2 separate regions of the Homo sapiens genome follow, and region 2 is linked to region 1. A link is a contact called in ENCODE Hi-C or POLR2A ChIA-PET data. All regions are on one chromosome and are shown on one strand. The core of a region is the stretch at or near the end of the contact, and the rest is flanking DNA. Distances in the headings are between cores, read along the strand shown.

Region 1 (4,500 bases), core at 1-2,500:
CTGCCACAAGGTGGTGATGTTGCATCACACACGCGCATGATGGGCGCGCAGGCGCCAATGCTCCCAGGACCTGCTGTTCCATTCCTAAATGAAAGTTGTTCCCAGGATCTGGACTCACAAGACAAGGCAGCCTATTCCCTGCTGGGGAGCTCAGGGGCAAGAGGGCATCTCGGAGGGAGGGCACATTCTCACCTCTGAAGACAAGGAGAACATCATCAGCACATAGACCAATCCCAGCAGTGCACCTTAGGATGGGGAGGGCCACTGTGAGTTACAGCAAAATGAACGAATGAATGAACCAATAAATGTCTGAGAGGGAAAGTCCCAACGACCCTCAGGAGGTACAATCAAGAGTTGCAGTTATTTTCGTTAGGAACGTTCTAAACACAGGGGAAACCTTCCTTCCTTCTGCTCTATTGTTGGAGTGGGGCCATCCCGGGACACCAGAAATCAAGGAATTGAGTTTGGAGAAGGGACTTGGGGAGGTCACAGTGGCAGGTGACTGCCAAATGAGGTGGCAGAAGCCAGCAAGCGCTGGAAAAAGTCGGCCCAAACTGTTCACCAGCACCGCCCCCCATAACTCCCCACCGGCTCTGGTTTCAAGACTTTCCGTTTTCTAGGTATTTCCTTGGCCTTAAACCATTTTCCTTTAAACGAACTTTTTCTGTGAAGCCATCCGGTTTCCCCCGATAGTGGCATCTCACAAAGGACAATCCAGTATCCCAACAGCGTGTTGCGTTCCGCGGGACGCAGATTTCCTTCACAGGCACCCCCCGGGTTGCGTTTTTATAGCCACACCCACCCGCCCCCCTATCTCCTGGGCACTGCTAATGAGTCCTGCATTTCTCTCCTTTGGTCTTTGGATAAATGAACCATCCGTGCGTGACCTTTGCGAGGGCATCTTGCATAATACCAGTACACCAGCGGCGCCGTCGGTGAGTGACCTTTGGGACTGGTTTCTCTCACCAGCGTAACTCCCCGGGAGATCCGAGCAAGCTGATGAGTGTATCAGTGGCTCATTCTTTCTGTTGCACCACGGACCCTCATTCTGTAACCGGGATACCAGCCAGAGATGGGGAGCGGGAGGCGCAGGGCAGGGGCGTCCCTCCTCTCAGCACAGCCTCCCCGCGCTGGATTTCTATCAATCCAGTTTCCACCTGCCTGGAAGTCAGCAGGGTCCTCCCCAGTCCCAGATCGCCGGGCGAGGCCCCAGATGGACCTCAGGGGCGGGGAGTGGGCGGAGCTTAGGGGCCGAGGCGAGGTGTGGGTGGGGCGGGACGCCGCTGTGGAGGCGGGGCCTGGGCGCGGACGGGCGCGGAGCGAGGCACCGCACCGCCGGGGCGGGGAGTGGGCGGGGCTCGGGGGCGGGGCGGGGTGTGGGCGGGGCTCACGGGCGGGGCGGGTGAGTGGGCGGGGCCTCGGCGTGGTAGGCGCGCTGCGTAAAGAGGCCTGCAGTCCCGCGGCGCGGGGCAGGTTCCGGGCTGCTTAGGTTGGCACCGGTCCGTGGTCCCCGGGGGCGCAGTCGCAGCGCTCCCGCCCTCCAGGCGTCAGCGAGTGCGCGGTCCAGTGCGGCCGGAACCTGGCGCAACTCCTAGAGCGGTCCTTGGGGAGACGCGGGTCCCAGTCCTGCGGCTCCTACTGGGGAGTGCGCTGGTCGGAAGGTGAGTGATCCCCTGTCGGGGACCGGGGGACTTGGGAAGGACAGTTCCCGGACTGGACGGCCAGAACGCTCTCAGGGATTTCAGCTGGCCGGCCATATGGCCCTGTGGGTCGTCGCGCCCGGGCCAGGGACCATTCTGTACATAGGATCGTGCTTGGCTCTCACGGAACGCGCCCACACGCAGGGTCCCGGTGTCGAATCGTCTGGTGGAATCTGCCCTCAACCCTATGGAGCGGGTGCTGGTATCATAGTCATATTACAAGTAGGAATCAGCGGGCCCAAGGTCAGTCTGTAAAGGGGGTACCGGGGTTTAGGCCCGTGCGCTGCCCAGCGCTGCCCTGAAGGCGCGGCTGAACCACTGGTTTGCGCTGCCTTTGTCAAGGACATTGTGGCACTGTGGAAAAAATGAAAAATCAGCTTCTCTAACCTATAATCTCTCTGGGAAAAAAAAAAATCAGCTTTTTTTTTTTTCCCCGAGACGGAGTCTCACTCTGTCGCCCAGGCTGGAGTGCAGTGGCACGATTTCGGCTCACTGCAACCTCCGCCTCCCGGGTTCAAGCAATTCTCCTGCCTCAGCCTCCCGAGTACCTGGGATTATAGGGGCGTGCCACCACGCCTGGCTAATTTTTTGTATGTTTAGTAGAGACGGGTTTCATGTTGGTCAGGCTGGTCTCAAACTCCTGACCTCGTGATCCGCCCGCCTGGGCCTCCCAAAGTGCTGGGATTGCAGGCGTGAGCCACTGCTCCCGGCCCTCTTTTTCTTTTTTCTTTTTTTTTTAGAAGAGTCTCACTCTGTTGCCCAGGCTGGAGTGCAGTGGGGCAATCTCAGCTCACTGCAACCTCTGCCTTCCAGGTTCAAGCGATTCTCCCCCCTCAGCCCCTTGAGTAGCTGGGATTACAGGCGCCTGCCACCATGCCCGGCTAATTTTTGTATTTTTAGTACAGGTGGGAGTTTCACCATATTGGCCAGGCTGGTCTTGAACTCATTCTTCTTCCTTTCTTTTTCTTTTTTTTTTTTTTTTGAGATGGAGTTTCACTCTTATTGCCCAAGCTGGAGTGCAATGGCACAATCTCAGCTCACTGCAACCTCTGCCTCCCGGGTTCAAGCTATTCTCCTGCCTCAGTCTCCCGAGTAGCTGGGATTACAGGTGCGTGCCACTACACCCAGCTAATTTTTGGTATTTTTAGTAGAAATGGAGTTTCACCATATTAGTCAGGCTGGTCTCAAACTCCTGACCTCAGGTGATCCGCCTGCCTCGGCCTCCCAGAGTGCTGGGATTAATGAACCACTGCGCCCGGCCAAAAATCAGCTTCTTTAACCTTTAATCTCTGAAAAAATAAATCAGTTTAACCTTTAATCTCCGAAGATCACAGCCAAAGAAATACATGAAAAGGAACAAGTATTAAATAATATATACTTCTAGCTGTGCTGTTTATAGTTTTGGGAAAAAAATGGAAATAACCTAAGGTCCCAGAAATAGGAAAATGGGCACAAAAGGGTATGCAGGCAATGGTTTAGCTGCCGCATGAATACACACTGAATACACTGTGAGATGTTGTCTGTTAGAATGCCCAGCACGGGGACTGTCCACATGGAAAGAGGCACAGGAAAAAAAGTGAAAACATTATAAAATAACTTCTTAAAATTAAATAATGTACACGTCAAAAATATCAGAGCCCACTTGACCTGGTATATACAGTTTAATAACCACATGGCTCTTTTTTCCTGTAGGCCTGGGTAGGTGCATAGTTTCTAAAAAGGGAGAGAACTGTCACTGCTGTGGATGGGGTGCCAAGGGAAGTGCCTGGGGTCAAGTGAACAGTGACACAACTGCAAGTCAAGAGCCTGTGTTGGAGTCTTTCCCCACTATTTCAAATAGTATAGAAAATAGAGCTGAGTCACTCAAATAGAGCTGAGTTAGTCACTCAGCTCTTGGACCTCAGATTCTTATTCTTAACCGCTAGGGGGATGGAGACAGAAGTCACAAACTCACATGCCACCAGCCATATGATGTAAACATGTAAACTGGGCCAAGGAATACAAAAGGGAGTGGTGAGCTGGGGACACTGAAGAATGGATGCCCTGTCTAGAGGAGTGAAAATGAAGCATTTCATACAAACAACATGATTTCGGGCAATCACTTTGGGAATCAGGATAAGGTGTTCCCCCAGTCTGCAGAAACACTGGCAACATTTACAAAGGTAAATCATTTCATATCACTCTATTTTCTTTTTCTTTTTTGAGACAGAGTCTTGCTCTGTTGCCCAGGCTGGAGTGCAATGGCACAATCTTGACTCACTGCAACCTCCACCTCCCAGGTTCAAGTGATTCTCCTGCCTCAGCCTCCCAAGTAGCTGGGACTACAGGCACATGCCACCATACCCGGATAATTTTTGTATTTTTTAGTAGAGATGGTGTTTTGCCACATTGACCAGGCTGGTTTCAAACTCCTGACCTCAGGTGATCCCCCCACCTCGGCCCCCCAAAATGCTGGGATTACAGGTGTGAGCCACCACAACTGGCGATCATTCCATATTACTCTCCAGCTTAAGAGGCTCCAAGGGCTTTCTGTCAGGCTTAGAATAAAATCCTCACCCCTACCCTAGGAGGGGTCAGGTCAGACCCCTCCCACCTCCCTGACTGCATCTACCACCATCCACTCTTTTTTTTTTTGAACCACAGTTCAGCCAAACAGGCTTTCTTTTTTTTCTTTTACTTTCTCTTTTTTCTTGAAACAGAGCCTAACTCTGTCACCCAGTCTGGAGTGGAGCAATCCTCTAATCTCAGCCCCCTGAGTAGCTGGGATTACAGGCATGCACCACCACACCTGGCTAATTTT
Region 2 (4,970 bases), core at 73-2,572, 230 kb after region 1:
GCCTGCTGCCATCATGCAGATGTTGCCCCAAACAAAGGGAGACCCACCATCAGGTTCTCAAAGGGCTCTGTTGGCATAAGGAAGCCCAATGAAATACTGCAGGGAAAGAGCGGGGATCCTAAACTGAATAGTCCACCCTCTCCCAGGGCCACACCCCTGGGGTCCCACGCAAGGGAAAGGGGAGAAGGTGGAAAAACTGAAGGGAGTGGGGGTGGGGCAAGGGTGATTACCAGTGGCTTCATTGTAGTAAACATTGATTCTCTCCAGCTGCAAATCACTGTCTCCATGGTAACTGCCAGTGGGGTCAATCCCATGCTCATCACTGATGACCTCCCAAAACTGAGACAGAAAGGCTGCATTTAGCCATGAACGATGCCCCCAGAAACGCCAAGGCTCACAATGAAATGTCCCCGACTCAGTTCCGACAACCCAACATTTCAGGAGCTTGAAGCTTTAAAGGGCGTCGTGACCCGGGCACAGCCGCGGGGCTTGTATTTTGCAGGTTCAGAAAGTTGAAACTGGGCGTTTCCCAGGCAAACAGCTGCCGCTCGCGGGGGGAGGTAGGGGTCGAGGGGGTAAGGACCAGCCAAAGCCGGGCAGTGGCGGAGCTTGGCGCACTGGTCGCAGCCCCAGGCTGCGGCAGGAGGCGAGGGCACAGGGACTGCAGCCCGCCAGGAGCGGGTGGGCGGGGAAAGAGGAACGCAAAGGAGCTAAAGGACCGCGGTTTTAGATTCAAAGCACGTCCTGAGACCGCAAGACAATCGCTCTCCTCCCCTCCCCCGGCAGCTCGACTCCGGTTCAAGCGAGTACAATTAATCCTCCTGGTGTCCCAGCCCCTCGCGCGGAGCGCCGCGCACAGCCTCGCGGACACACCCTCGTCTTCTCCAGGCACGCGTGCCTGCCAAGCAGCCAGCGCGGAGGGAGGCCGAGGGGGTGACGGGGACTCCAAATGAGTTACAGCAGAAAGAAAGAGAGGTGCCCCCTCCGTCCGCGAAAGTCACCTCCTAGCCCAGGCCACACTCGGCGGCACAAAGCGGCCAGGAAGGTCTGCATTTGGCGATCCCCAGGCCTTCCCAGGACCGCGCCTGGGGACCCCGAGGGGCTCTCGGCCCAGGTTCGCGCCCCCATTGGACCCCCTCCGCTGCGGCGCGCCCACCTTGGCGCCGATCTGGTTGCCGCACTGGCCCGCCTGGATGTGCACGATCTCACGCATGGTGCCTCGTCAGCGTCCTCCTGGTCCGGCGGCGTCTGGGTCTGTCCGTCCTCCCCTCACACACCCACTGCGGGGTCACCGGGAAGGCGCTCGGGAACCGACGGGCTGAGAGCGCCGGCCCCGCGGGCTCCGGCTTTTATGCAAGGAGGGTGGGGCGGCCGGCACAGGCCGCGCCCCCAGCCCGAGCCCCCCAGTCCCCTTCGCGCTGGCGCTCTCCAGGCCCGGCTGACGTAATGCTCCGAGCCCTAGGGACCGTCCGGGGGGCTGGACCACCGGCCCGCGGCCAATCAGAGCGGGCGTGCCGACCGGGAGAGGGGTGGGGGCTACCGGGAGTATGGTGGGGGCGTGCGCATTGTCTGGGGCTGTGGTGGGGGTCTGGGTATGGGGATATGGGGGAACAGTGAAGAAAAGGAGGGTGAGAGGGCGGCGAGGCGAGGGCCACCAGCGCGTCCTGACCGGGGTGGGGGCAGAGCTGGCACCGGATGGGAACGATGGAGGACTGGAGCATGTGGAGAAGCCGTCAGGTGCTCCAGTGCCGGCAGGTGGGAGGGCTGAGGTGGCACAGGCTGCTCCGCCACCTCGGACTGCGGCTCCTACTCGGCCACTGGCCAGAGTCCCTCCAGCCAACTGCCCCTGGTGAGACCACCGTCTTTTTCCTCAACCCTGGAGGCCAGCGACTGCCCAGGCGGCGCTCCGTCTCACAGAGGCCTGGGGGAGGACAGGTGGCCCCAGAAGGAAGTCGTGCTTGATGGCAACCGGGACACCTGCGGCCCATGAACACCAGCGCGGCCTCCGCCCCCGCCCCAGCGTGGGCCTGCTTTCTCCTTTGTCTGTCTTGGGCTGGTAGCTCCTCTCACTGCGCCGCAGCATCTAGGGGTGAAGCGACCTCGGAGCCCCTCAGCCCTGCCCGACCCTCTCCGGGAGTGCATAACGCCCCTGCTGGTACCCAGGAGCCCTCTGCCCCGGGGGTTGACTTTTGTTGCTCGCTAGTGATGGAGTGGGAGTGGCCGGTGGCGCTGCACTGACCGTCCGGAGGGCAGAAAGAGGGTGGGGTCCCGGGGGCGGGGCTGTCGGCGGAACAAAGGGCTCTCAGAAACGTGGGATACGCTGTGTAACCCAGTATTTAAAACCACACGACAGGCGCCCCACCCCCCCACCCCGCCCTCGGATTCAGTTCATCTATTGTCAAGTAAGAGGGTGGGTTCCAAGGGTGGCCCAAGCCCGAGTAACAAACTTTCTTATCTTCCATCGCGGCGACCTGGAGGTCCGAGGCTTCGTGCTGCGGTTGAAGGGTGGGGAATACGACTAAAAACTGCAGCCCAGCGCGCGCGAGACGACCCAAGACCCACGCGCACTCGCACGAGCGCGTGCACAGACTTGGAGCACAGACCCTCCCTTCAGATCCGCAGTCTCTAGGTACTGAGGCAGGAACTGGTCTCTTTGTTACTTTTCGCGCGCGCGTGTGTGTGTGTGTGTGTGAGAGAGAGAGAGAAAGAGAGAGAGAGAGAGACTAATCCTGCGTGCGTTTGAGGGCGGGAGGGGAAAGGGTGTCAGAAACGTTCACTGCACAACCTGTTCCCTGCAATTCGATGACTGAAGCGCGCCGCCCCACACTTCGGAAGGGCCGTTGGCGAGGTGACGTGACCTCTTTCATCCCCTGGCGAGAAAGGCCGAATGACCCGGGCGCACGCGGCGGAGCTCAGCCTGCAGCTGTTGAGCGAGACCCTCCCAGAACTATCAGCAAGCTGTCATCGCCTCCCTTTCCCGCTGTGGGGTGGAGGGTGGGGGGTTCAAGTCGATTCCAATGTACAAAGAGAAGTAGCGAGAACAAAAGCCCAGGCGCCCCCAAACATCCAGGGCGCCCAGACTGGAGCTCGCCGGCCGGTATTCCAGACCCGGCCGGCGTGCCCGGGTGAGGGTGGGGTCTACCGAGAGGCAGAGAGCAGCGGAGGGTCTGTCCACATGCCCTGCTCTCCCGGTACCAAGGTCTCGGGGCCTGACCTCCGAGTTTCTAATCCAGATCCTGCAGATGCCGAAACGTCGAGGGCTAGCAATTCCCAAGGTCATACAGCAAGTTGAGGACAGGGCTCGGACTGGAATCTCGTCTTTTGGGCACACCAGACCTCAGGGAAAGTGACCGCATCTCGGCCAAAAGGGCTGTGGCAGGTGTCAGCCTCGAGGTGGCGGCTCTGGTGGGACCAAGCTGCGCCGGAAGGAACAGAGCTAGGGCGGCACCCGCGCGGCGAGTGTAGACACACTCGGAGCGGTCACCCCCTCGCTGCGAGCTCCCAGGAGCAACCCTGATGCTCAGCGCTGGGGGGTGGGGTTGGGGGCCGCTCAGCTCCATGCTGAGTAACTTGAGCTGGCCGCCTGCCTCCTTCATCTAACCAATTCATTTCTCAGCTTCTGTTTCCGAGCCAAATCTCCATTCAGTGCCCGGGTGAAAACGCGTGTTCAAGATCATATAGATAGATGAAAAGACCCTTTCCTCTCAGGTTTCTTTTAAAGGGGTTGGTTTGGGATAGGATGAGGCTGGAAATCATCCTTCTGAAAGCCCAGAGTGCCCTTGGGGACACTTTTGGCCCAAGATCTGCTTTCCTTTCAAGCATTTTGCTCGAATTGTCCCCACACCCCTGCCCCTTCCGGGCAGCCAGTCTTGTTAACCGGTCTACATCGCACCCCCACCCCCACCCCCACTGGAATTGTGATGCTGCACATTTTTATTTTCACAAGGAGCCGATTTTGTGTTAAAATGTTGACAACAGCCACACCTTTCCCTGAAGTCTTTCAGTTTATCTGATAACCCTTAAACAAAAAAATCATTCTTAATCCATGTAGCTCGCATAAAGAGACTGGTACCCGGCTTTCAAAGAAAAAAAAAGTCGTTTTCAGTTGGGTCCCCAGCATTTCTGTCTATTCATTATATGCAATGCGTCTCAATCTAGGTCATCGTATATCAGGCACGAAGATTTCGGGGCAACATATTTCATGATCTCTTAATGTTAGTCTTGATGATGTACTAACATTTAAAAATTTTCCCTTCCAGAGACAATTGTAGAAATATTGCTGCATAAAATACAATTCAACATTTGTTTTATACGTAATCTATTGCGTGACTGAGGTGAGCAAGATATCCCTTAAACTATTAAAATTATATTTGCTTTCACAATTTTCAGATTACTTTCAACGGCATGTCCTCAAGTGAATTTGCATTTCTCTATTACACACACAGTCATTGTTTGAAGAAGTCTGATAGAAAAGAGGCTTTATATAGTAGTAAATTTTTAAAGCACTGTTTTCATAATGTAGCATATATTTTTGACACATTTATTGAAATTACTAGACATTTAGCATTAGGGTTCTTCACTGCTTGCCAGGATTCACCGCTTAAAACCCCAAAAACCCAGCCCGCAGCCCCCATAGCTGGCTCTGCAGCCGAGATGCACGCGGTTTCCTAGGCAACCGACACTTAGCCAATGAATGAAGAGGAGTTGAAAGAAAGAGACTGCAAATCCATCATTATTTCCTTACACACACACACGCACACACACACACACACACACACACACACACATCACCTCTTCTCATAGCTCTCCATTTAGAAATATTGGAAAGCTACCAATCCTAGCATTTATGTAAAAGAGCCAAATGCCCGGGGCATGGGGGCTAGGAAGCGGTCGCAGCCCCATACTGTGACTGCGGAAAGGACACAGTGGAGGAAGCTCCCGGGATCCGCCAAGATCTGCGCCTTCTCAGC

What was found. Hi-C counts contacts between places; a loop is a spot of excess contacts on that map. ChIA-PET counts read pairs that join two places held with the same protein, here RNA polymerase II (POLR2A). Pooled maps may share reads with other maps.
Region 2: a loop to region 1 is called in a map with no recorded cell type, with 3 times the contacts of the local background. The contact joins the promoter of TUBB2B here to the promoter of NQO2-AS1 in region 1. A Hi-C loop is called at or near these places in 1 of 168 maps with a recorded cell type or tissue (OCI-LY7), 3 of 37 single-sample maps with no recorded cell type and 3 of 50 pooled maps. POLR2A ChIA-PET finds 5 or more read pairs at or near these places in 7 of 52 experiments (BJ, Caco-2, H1 and 3 more).

The regions. Positions count from the first base shown.
Region 1 is chr6:2,998,425-3,002,924 of GRCh38, forward strand. It overlaps NQO2-AS1 (NQO2 antisense RNA 1), which reads right to left and starts at 1,251. Exons shown (of 2, transcript NR_186367.1): 1 at 967-1,251. It overlaps NQO2 (N-ribosyldihydronicotinamide:quinone dehydrogenase 2), which reads left to right and starts at 1,470. Exons shown (of 7, transcript NM_000904.6): 1 at 1,470-1,661. RefSeq lists a silencer at 1,219-1,468.
Region 2 is chr6:3,226,331-3,231,300 of GRCh38, forward strand. It overlaps TUBB2B (tubulin beta 2B class IIb), which reads right to left and starts at 1,323. Exons shown (of 4, transcript NM_178012.5): 1 at 1,157-1,323; 2 at 231-339. The coding sequence starts at 1,213. RefSeq lists enhancers at 306-966, 967-1,625, 2,921-3,477 and a silencer at 1,230-1,519.